Linked DNA regions of Homo sapiens: region 1 is linked to region 2. A link is an interaction called in ENCODE POLR2A ChIA-PET data of the cell type or tissue named here. Cell type or tissue: GM12878. All regions are shown on one strand. Each heading gives the region's core, and the rest is flanking DNA. Links, peaks and the distances in the headings are about the cores only. Region 1 overlaps CYSTM1 (cysteine rich transmembrane module containing 1). Region 2 overlaps PURA (purine rich element binding protein A).

Region 1 (4,402 bases), core at 167-4,166, 62 kb after region 2:
CATGGTGGCATACGCCTGTAATCCCAGCTAAGTCGGGAGGCTGAGGCACAAGAATTGCTTGAACCCAGGAGGCGGAGGTTGCAATGAGCCAAGATTGTGCCACTGCACTCCAGCCTGGGAGACAGAGGAAGACTCTGTCTGAAAAATAAAAATAAAAATTTGGAAGCCTGAGGCTAACTAAATTCCTGTTTATATTTCATATATAAATAGTAAAGCTCAGATTGTTCACTCTCTTTTTTTTCTTTCTTTTCTTTTCTTTTGAGACAGAGTCTTGCTCTGTCTCCCAGGCCGGAGTGCAATGGCACGATCTCAGCTCACTGCAACCTCTGCCTCCCAGGTTCAAACGATTCTCCTGCCTCAGCCTCCCGAGTAGCTGGGACTACAGGCATGCACTACCATGCCTGGCTAATTTTTTGTATTTTTTAGTAGAGACGGGGTTTCACCACGTTGGCCAGGCTGGTCTCGAACTCCTGACCTCAGGTGATCCACCCGCCTCAGCCTCCCAAAGTGCTGGGATTACAGACGTGAGTCACCGCGCCCAGCCTCACTCTCTTTTTTCTTTTATTCTCTGTTAACCTGGTCTTGGCTTTTTTTGGAGTGCCTGGAGTAAACCAGTAACAGAAGGCTGTGGAACTGGCAGCCTATGACCCAGCATCTTTTTTAACAGCAAGAGTATTATCAGAAAGTGTCACAGCCCTCAAAGGAGTAAGTTATTAAGCTGGTCAGAGACAAAAGGGAGTAAGATTGTTCAGTAAATTGGATGAGGAGTGAAATAGTCATCTTTTAAAATTTCCCTCACCTGTGTCAGGCCACCAGTCCTGTCACTCAATCTAGTAGGATTCGAGTGCTTGCTGATGTGCCCAGGGACACTACGTACTGAACTACAACATCCATCTTTTAGACTTCTGACATTTGTTGGCCAGGTCAAGCTCTCTCTCATGAGGGAAATTCTGACAGAAAAGGCTTTCTGTTATCTGTAGGCTTAGCTGAGTGCCATGTTTCAGGCTTCCAAGCTCCTCACGCTTGGCCAAGGCTACTAATTGGCTTGGCTATAAAATGGGAGTCAGCAATTAAACAGCAGTAGTATAAAGCAAGGGAATTGAACATAAACTGACCCTCCCACTTTACAACCAAAAATGTTCACACCATTTTGGGCACTACACAAAGGAGTCTTCAAAAGGAAGTGAGCTTGGAATGATTCCTTTATAGCTTTTAGGAGATGTATGTGGAATATTATTATTGATTTAGGCCTCCAAGTCAGATCTTGGAAACTGGGTAGGTCCTCACATCTAAAGCAAAGGAGACAAATGGTTTGAATCCAGTCTCTGTGGGCAGCAAGCTTGTGGTATGACTTTGCCAAAACAACAGATGATTTATATTTTTCTAAACTCTTTTCATTAAATGGTTTAAGGGAGAATATTGATGGTCATGGTGGGAGGAGGGTTTGATCTACCTGAATTTACTCACTGAAGAGTAAATGCCTTATTCAGAGGTTCCTATCACTAGTTTCCTGATTATTTGTACTAAAGAATCATTAGCCAGTCTCAAGAGCATTGGCTCAGAAAACATCGTAACTGAAAACTATCTAGGCATGCTTCTTATTCAGAGAAAAGTAGGGATGGGAAACAGTTGAACTACAAAGACATTTGGGGAGAGGAAGACCTGGGAAATGGTGCTAGACTTCTGCCACGTTAAACGTTTAATGCTGCACGCAGTACTTTACTGGTCAGCTTTCAGTTTCAGAATCTTAGGCAGAGTCAGTTGGGGAGAAAGTGTGTGAAGAGGGGGACATTTGTAAGAATGTGGCTATTCTGTGAGCCCTTATTGTTAAGTCGAATACTTAGTGCTTTCCTGCTGCCACTAGCTTCCTGGACACTCCAGACTTTGCCCTTCTGCCTCTTCCCCACTAACAGCCTTTCCTCCCCAACACCACCCTCTCTAAAGCCAATCTAATCTTTGATCGCAGTTTCTGCACCCTTCTGGCTCTGCTAACTTTGTTGAACTAATTTTTGGTGGCCTTTAATGTCTGGTGGTGGCTGTGTGAGAAACTAATGAGGGATAATTGTATTTACTTACTGATTATTATTTTGCTTTAGGGACAATCTGCCAGACTGGAGTGCATGGCATGATCATAGCTCAGTGCAGGCTCAAACTCCTGGGCTCAAAAGATCTTCCCACCTCAGTCTCCTGAGTAGCTAGGACTACAGGCACATATCACTGTGCCTGGTTAATTTTTTATTTATATTTCATAGAGATGGGGGTCTCACTATGTTGCCCAGGCTGGTCTCAAACTCCTGAGCTCAGGCAATCCTGCTGCATGAGCCACTGCACCTGCAAGAGCCACGGGGGCCACTGCCACTGCAAGATAGCAGGACCCCCGTCTGTATTTTTTGCTATGTTGACTAGGTCTTGCTATGTTGACTAGGCCATTCTTAAAGTCCTAGCCTCAAGGGATCCTCCTGCCTCAGCTTCCCAAAGTGCTGGGATCACAGGCGTGTGACACCACCTTCGGCCGGGTAGTTGTATTTAAAGGGAGGGTCTTGAAAGTAAACCCTAGTGTTTTTCACACTTCATTTGTGTTCCCCTGCATGATTTTTGTCTTATCTTTATGTCATCTGTACTGTTGTTTAACATTCTTCTTAAAGTTGACCCATTTTTTAAAACCCTAAAATTTGTTTAAAAGGGAAACGATATCATTGCCTTAAACTGATAACTACTACATCACCTGTCACAAATAGAAGGTATAAATTATTGAAGTTGTTTGTCCATGTTCCCCAAGTTCCACATATCCCACCTGGGGCAATACAGCCTTTACCCAAAGATATGACTCACTAATAGTGAGTTTTTCAGGCAGCAGTAGATGGGTGGTAGGATGGTTTGGAGTAGGCAGGCCTTCAGAGAGGGCCCCTTCAATCCTATCTTTTCCTAAAACTTGTGTGGTTCTATGATACTAGGAAGGCCACAGAATGAAGAATCTAGGAGGTAACAAGAGGTAAATGCAATGTGAAACCACTTCTGTTTTGATCTGAAGTTTGCCAAAAAGAGGCCTGAGTGGTGGTGAGGCTGTATACTATATTAAATTCTAGGCCCTCTGCCAGGGGTGTGGCTTCATTGATGCTGTGTTACATTGTTCTTTCTGTGCCAGCGTGCTCTTAGAAAACTCAGATTCTCCTGGGAAACTCAGATCTTTCTTGGGGGGCAGGAGGGATGCTTTTTTTTTTTTTAACTCATCAATAACCCAAACTACTTTGAGTTCCTTTCACATATAGAGAACTGTTTGTGGATGTTGCTAATGATAGAAACTGAAGTTATCATCTAGAATTTTTTTCCCCCAATCTTCATTGTCCGTAAAGCCTATTCCTTTAAGAATCCTATGAAAACAGAAGAAAGGGGGAGGGTGAGCTGCCCTGGGTTGTATGGTCTCTTAGGGTGCAGCACATGATAGGCATGAGTGGTACTTCCTGGTTTGATGTGAAATTCACTGTTGTCCATTAAGAGCCACCCCGCAGTGCTGACTGAGCTGCTGCTCCCTCAGAGGGTCAGGAGAGCGTGCTTTCATGATGGAGCAAAGCCAGGCTGGCTTGGTATTCATCAGGAACCAGGAGCGCTTAGTTAAATTGCCAGCACGTTAAGCTGTAGGGGCCTCTTTCTAAATCATCAAGATTTCAACTTTCCCACAAAGCCTAATCTAATGCTCTGGGAGGAGGCAGGCAGAGCCTGTCTTTCAGGGGCTGGGCTGGCAGGGGACCTGGCCTGGGAAGTGGCCTTATCAGGCTTGTTGGGAGGGATGGACCTGTCCCTTTCTAGTGTGTCCTCTCAACTTGGCAGGGGGCAGAGTTCTTCCCTTTTCTCTCTCTCCATGCCCTAACCGCTCCTTTCAATTCCCCAACTCACTTTCTGTGTTCACAGCTTTCTTCCCTTTTCCTTTCCCTTCTGTTCAATACTGCCCTCTCTTTTGAGCCTCTCTCTTGCTGGGCCCCATTTTCTCTCCATTCTCACTTTGAGGGTTGACTATTTGAAGTTCCAATTATAATGCTGTCCTATATGTCCCAGTGACTAGATGTAATTCAGAGATCCCTACCCTATTTTTCTGAGGAGAAGCCAACCTTCATTTCTCTACTGGCTTTCAGATAGCAGTGTTGGTGGGGTACTGACCAGAGTCCCTGAACTGAGTGGTTGGGTGAGGCTGGATGTGCTCCTCCCCGATATGGGGGTCCCAGCAGTATGGGGAAGGTATTATAATCAGGGTTTGCTGACAATGCCAGGATCCATTAGACAAGGGGCTGAGGCTTACCTGTGGGGACCCTTCCATAAGCTGAATGCAGAGGGGAATACTGCATCCAGGCAGTCCTCTAGCTTTTGCAGAGGACCATACATGATGAATGAAGGCTGGAGAAGGAGC
Region 2 (4,333 bases), core at 1-4,000:
TAGTAAAGTTGAGCTTTTACAGTGCATAATGTGACATTTGGAATGCTTATCAACTGCATGTAAACATTAATAACCTGCACTTTTTTGTCTTAAGGTTTGTTGAGCTGTTTTGTTCACTGTACTTTAACTGTGATATGGAAAAGACTGCATTCTCTGTGCTGTTACTAATTAGGAAAGAGAATTGCTTTGATTTTGTCTCTTGTTTACTATAGCTTCTTAAAGTTAAGCCTTGTACTACAGGTTGTTGGAGTACTCCTAGATCACTGTTTCATAGTAGCCAGCAATAAGTAGTGCAAGTCAACAAAAACACAGCAAACTTAGGCAAAGTGTCCTTTCTTTGAGATGCGAGTTCTTTCATGAGGTTTTCTTTAGGGCCAGAGTTACCTAAAGTGAAGCCTTTCTTATCTATAGACTTCAGATTCTGCTTGGAATCCCACCGGCTCAAGAAGCACATGTATTGTGCAATTAATTGTCTTTACACTAAAACAGTTTAATACAATCTAACTACGATTTTGAAACCAGTGTCTGATTTATGGTCAGTGGGTTTAAAAAGAAATCCACATGCAGATCTTTTAAGACTTAAAAAGTGATCATAGAAAAGACTAAGTGACTGTAAAGATGCTCTTTTTTTAAGCATCTCACTTTACCTCCCCAAGCACCCTCCCAAACCTTGTCTTCCCTCTTCTGTTGCATCCTTTCCCTACCCTTCCCTCCCAGGTGCTCGGTACTTTACCTAGTTTCTATATATCAGTGTTTTATGTTGGAATTTTTCCTTGTTTTTATTTTACTAGTTGGTAAACCCTGTTTATGCTGAAACAAATAAGGAAATGGTATATTTGACCATATGTGTTATTCATAGAAGACAGTATGATCAAATGTGCCAAAAACAAGCAAACAAAACTTAATTCCTGAGAAGTATGCCTTATTTTTATTGATCTGCTTTGTCTTACAATTAAGGTCCAAGAGCTTGGTTAAACTGTATTATTTGCCTAAGTATAAAAGAAAACTTGAACTGCATTGCAATATTGACGTTCTTTAAAATGAGAGACACTGTCAAGTAATTTAATCCAGAGATCAGCCACCAGATTTGAAATGCTTATGTATGTGTGTGTGTTTGGAGTTGTTTTTTTCTTTTAAATCACCAAATTTTTTTTAAGCTACTTTTTATTTGTGCCTCCTATTTATCATGCTGATGTTAGAAGCAGCAGTCATCCAGCCACAGAGGGAGCTAAAGTTAACTAACCAGAACTGTAGAAATCATTATACATGCCTTTGACAACAAAGGAAGTTCATAAGAAAAGCCATGTCGGCTTTTCCTCTACTAGATACAGATTGGAGGTAGATGAATATTTGCCAAATGGAAAAAAAGACAATGCTAGTCAGAAAAGACAAACTGTTTTCCAGCTTCTCAAAAAGCCATGGAGAGTAGAAACCAAAACCAACAGGGAAATAAAAAACCTTGAAAGTCTCACTTTCTAGTTGTCCCATGCAGGGGTTGAAATTTGATTCCAAGCGGAAAGTATATTATGTTTTTTCAGGCCTTCACATCTAGAGAGATGGATAACTTCCAATTTGATTTTTCAGGTAATAGAGAAAGCTGCTAGTAATTTTAACCCCTGCCTAAAGAAGACATATACTTCATTTGGGAGCAAATACTTATTGCCTTGAAAAGTAGCACTGTAATAGCCTATGATAATTAGTTGTAGAATAACCTTTATCCCTTTCAAACTATGCAAATTATTAAATAAGTGTAAATTAGGATTCAATTAAAGATAGTTGATTATATTGCAATCAGATGGCATTCACAAACTTAACTGGAGCATATACAAATATATTAGTCTAAGTTTTGTATGCTAACAGAAAGATATAATTTAGCTACCTATTCTAAAAATGGTGAATATTATTAATATTGTATAATAGGAGTGGGAAGACTGCCTCCTTTTTTGAAGAGAGAGATTAAGGATTTTTATAATTGTTTTTCATCAAATTTTAATATTTTTGTCAAATTTTTAGGTATTTAATTTGTAAAACAGTTTGCTTTGTACTGGCATACAGAAAATAGGGTATTGATTTTAAACTTTTTGAAGCCAAGTGATCAAGTACATTTGTAATAAAAGTCAATGGATCTATATCAGTTGTACTCACTGTTTTCATTTCTTATTAATATAGGGATGCTGTACTTTTTCTTAAGGAAAACTGAATTAAATTTGGGTGGAAGGGAGGGGGAAAAGATAAATCCGTTGATAATGAGAATCTGGGTGGGTATCATGGCCCAAGCACTTTATATCATTTTTTAAGTCAGTTAAGATTTGATATATTTTAAAAGATACTATGTCAACTTTTTTCTTCCTATTTTCTTATGTAACTTGACGTTTGGGGGGATTATCTCATTCATTTTTGTTTGTGTGCTTTTAACATTTTGTGTTTTGGCCCTGTTCAAACTTTCTAAACACATTTTTCTTTTATGACATTTTGGGTTATCTGCTAGACCTGGTGACCCCACCATATGGGCATGATTATTTTTATCTTCCACACATGGTTCACCTTCTTGTCTACAATATTCCCACTCATTTTTTCAGGTTATATATACACACACATTTCCAGATAATTTTAGAATGGGGCTATCTGAAATTGATGGTCTAGTAGCTTTCATAGCTCCACAATTCATTTTATTTTACATGTGAACATAATTTTAAGATTTTCTTCACCATAAAAAGTGAGATACCAAGTCTAATGACTTTTTTCCCTTTTTAAAATCTTTTGAGTATCAGAATGAGACCTTGCTATCTATGTAAAAGGATGCTAAAACAAGGGCATCTGTAGCAACTTAGGTTTGGAATAGTTGGTGATGACTCTGAGTATAACATTTATAGTTTATTATCCCTAAATTTGAATATCTTCATAATTTGGAGAGAGATGTATACACACACATACACATATATATGTATATATACATTGTGTGTGTGTATATGTATATAGATACACACATCTCCTTGAGAGTGGAATAAGTAGGAGAGATAATTTATTGGAATTGCTTACATAGATAAATTCACCAAAGTTATTTGTGTAGATTTGTTAAAGTGTATCAATTTTTAAATCACAATATTTCTGTTTTCTTCATTGCATATTAACCAAATTTTGGCCATTCATAAGTATGCTATAAAACTAAAGTGATCACTGCTATTCACGAATTATTATAGAATCTTCTTTGCAGATTTTGTGATATATTAAGAAAAGCTGATTTTAATATTAATATTTAAGAAGTTATTTGATCCTGAAAACCTAAATTTAAGGTATAGGCCATTTGACACGTCCTTTTTGAACAGAAATTTCATTACAGGCTAAGTGAAAATAAGCCAGAATTAGCATGAGTCAGGTAGAATTTCATGATAAAAGAACAACCAGATGAAATAAGAAATAATGATTGGTTTCAAGCCAATGAATCTGCTAAGCTAACTACCAAGTTTTGATGTTGAATGGTCCAGGCAATTTATGTCTTTAGGAAAGCTGAGTGTGGCAAAGGTCACTTGTTAACATTTTTCTTAACAAGAATGTCATAACTACTCATTCATTTTTATTTTGTCCCCACGTTTGGTATTTGTTTTGTTTTGTGTTTTTCCTTCCTGATGTCCTTTGCTTTTGTGGAAGATTGTCCTGTTGATAGGCAGAAACATGGTGGTGATCCTCTATGTAAAATATAGTTGCTTCTTACACATCAGAAGTATTTCACTCATTTTGGAATCACAGGATTTTCATGTTTTCATAAATACACACATTGTTTTGATAATTATTAGCAATTAGCTTATTTTGTAGCATTAGATGGAAAAATGTTTAAGCTAAAGAGTTTAATTTTCTTGATTTTGGTTCCACTTTAATAATTCAAGAGGCCTCCAAGTTCAAGGACCAAGTCCTTCTATTTTAGAATTGTGAAAAACATGGAAATACTCTTGTTAGTGTGTGTTTTGGTCTAAGGTAGATTATTAACACAGAAGGATCCTAGGAGGATTTAAGAAAATATGTCCTTATCGTGAAGTGGCAGTTAAAGTTATGGGACAGGTGAATTACCTATTCATCTTGACTAGCTCAAACAATGATAGCCATCAGCTAATGACTTATCAGACACATGTTGAGTTTGGGTCAAACTCCCATTCAGCTGGAGTGGATTGGCAATTTTAAATGCAGGTAGTTGGTGGTGGTACTTGACCTACCTCCTTACCATGTACATCTGGCATCTTCTCTCTCCTATCCTTTTTCTTTGTTTCTCTCTCCACTTTTACTCTTGCTGTAGGCCTACCAGTGGCACTCAAGCTTACTTCTTCAGAGAGAAGTAAAG

What was found. ChIA-PET counts read pairs that join two places held together with the same protein. Peaks named below come from ENCODE experiments on the same cell type or tissue, not always from the same donor. Only the 100,000 strongest peaks of a DNase experiment are listed, where the experiment ranks them.
Region 1: POLR2A ChIA-PET joins it to region 2 with 5 read pairs; 15 of 35 experiments call an interaction of 5 or more read pairs at or near these places.

Annotation. Positions count from the first base shown.
Region 1 is chr5:140,179,419-140,183,820 of GRCh38, forward strand. The region is part of intron 1 of CYSTM1 (cysteine rich transmembrane module containing 1); the gene reads left to right. Among named protein-coding and RNA genes, the nearest start is that of CYSTM1, 6.4 kb to the left of the region's middle. In GM12878, for the core only: no CTCF peak of the experiment used is centred there; a DNase peak (open chromatin) is centred at 1,723; H3K4me3 peaks cover 687 bases; H3K27ac peaks cover 1,484 bases.
Region 2 is chr5:140,117,286-140,121,618 of GRCh38, forward strand. PURA (purine rich element binding protein A) reads left to right here. Exons shown (of 1, transcript NM_005859.5): 1 at 1-4,333. Among named protein-coding and RNA genes, the nearest start is that of PURA, 5.3 kb to the left of the region's middle. In GM12878, for the core only: no CTCF peak of the experiment used is centred there; no DNase peak of the experiment used is centred there.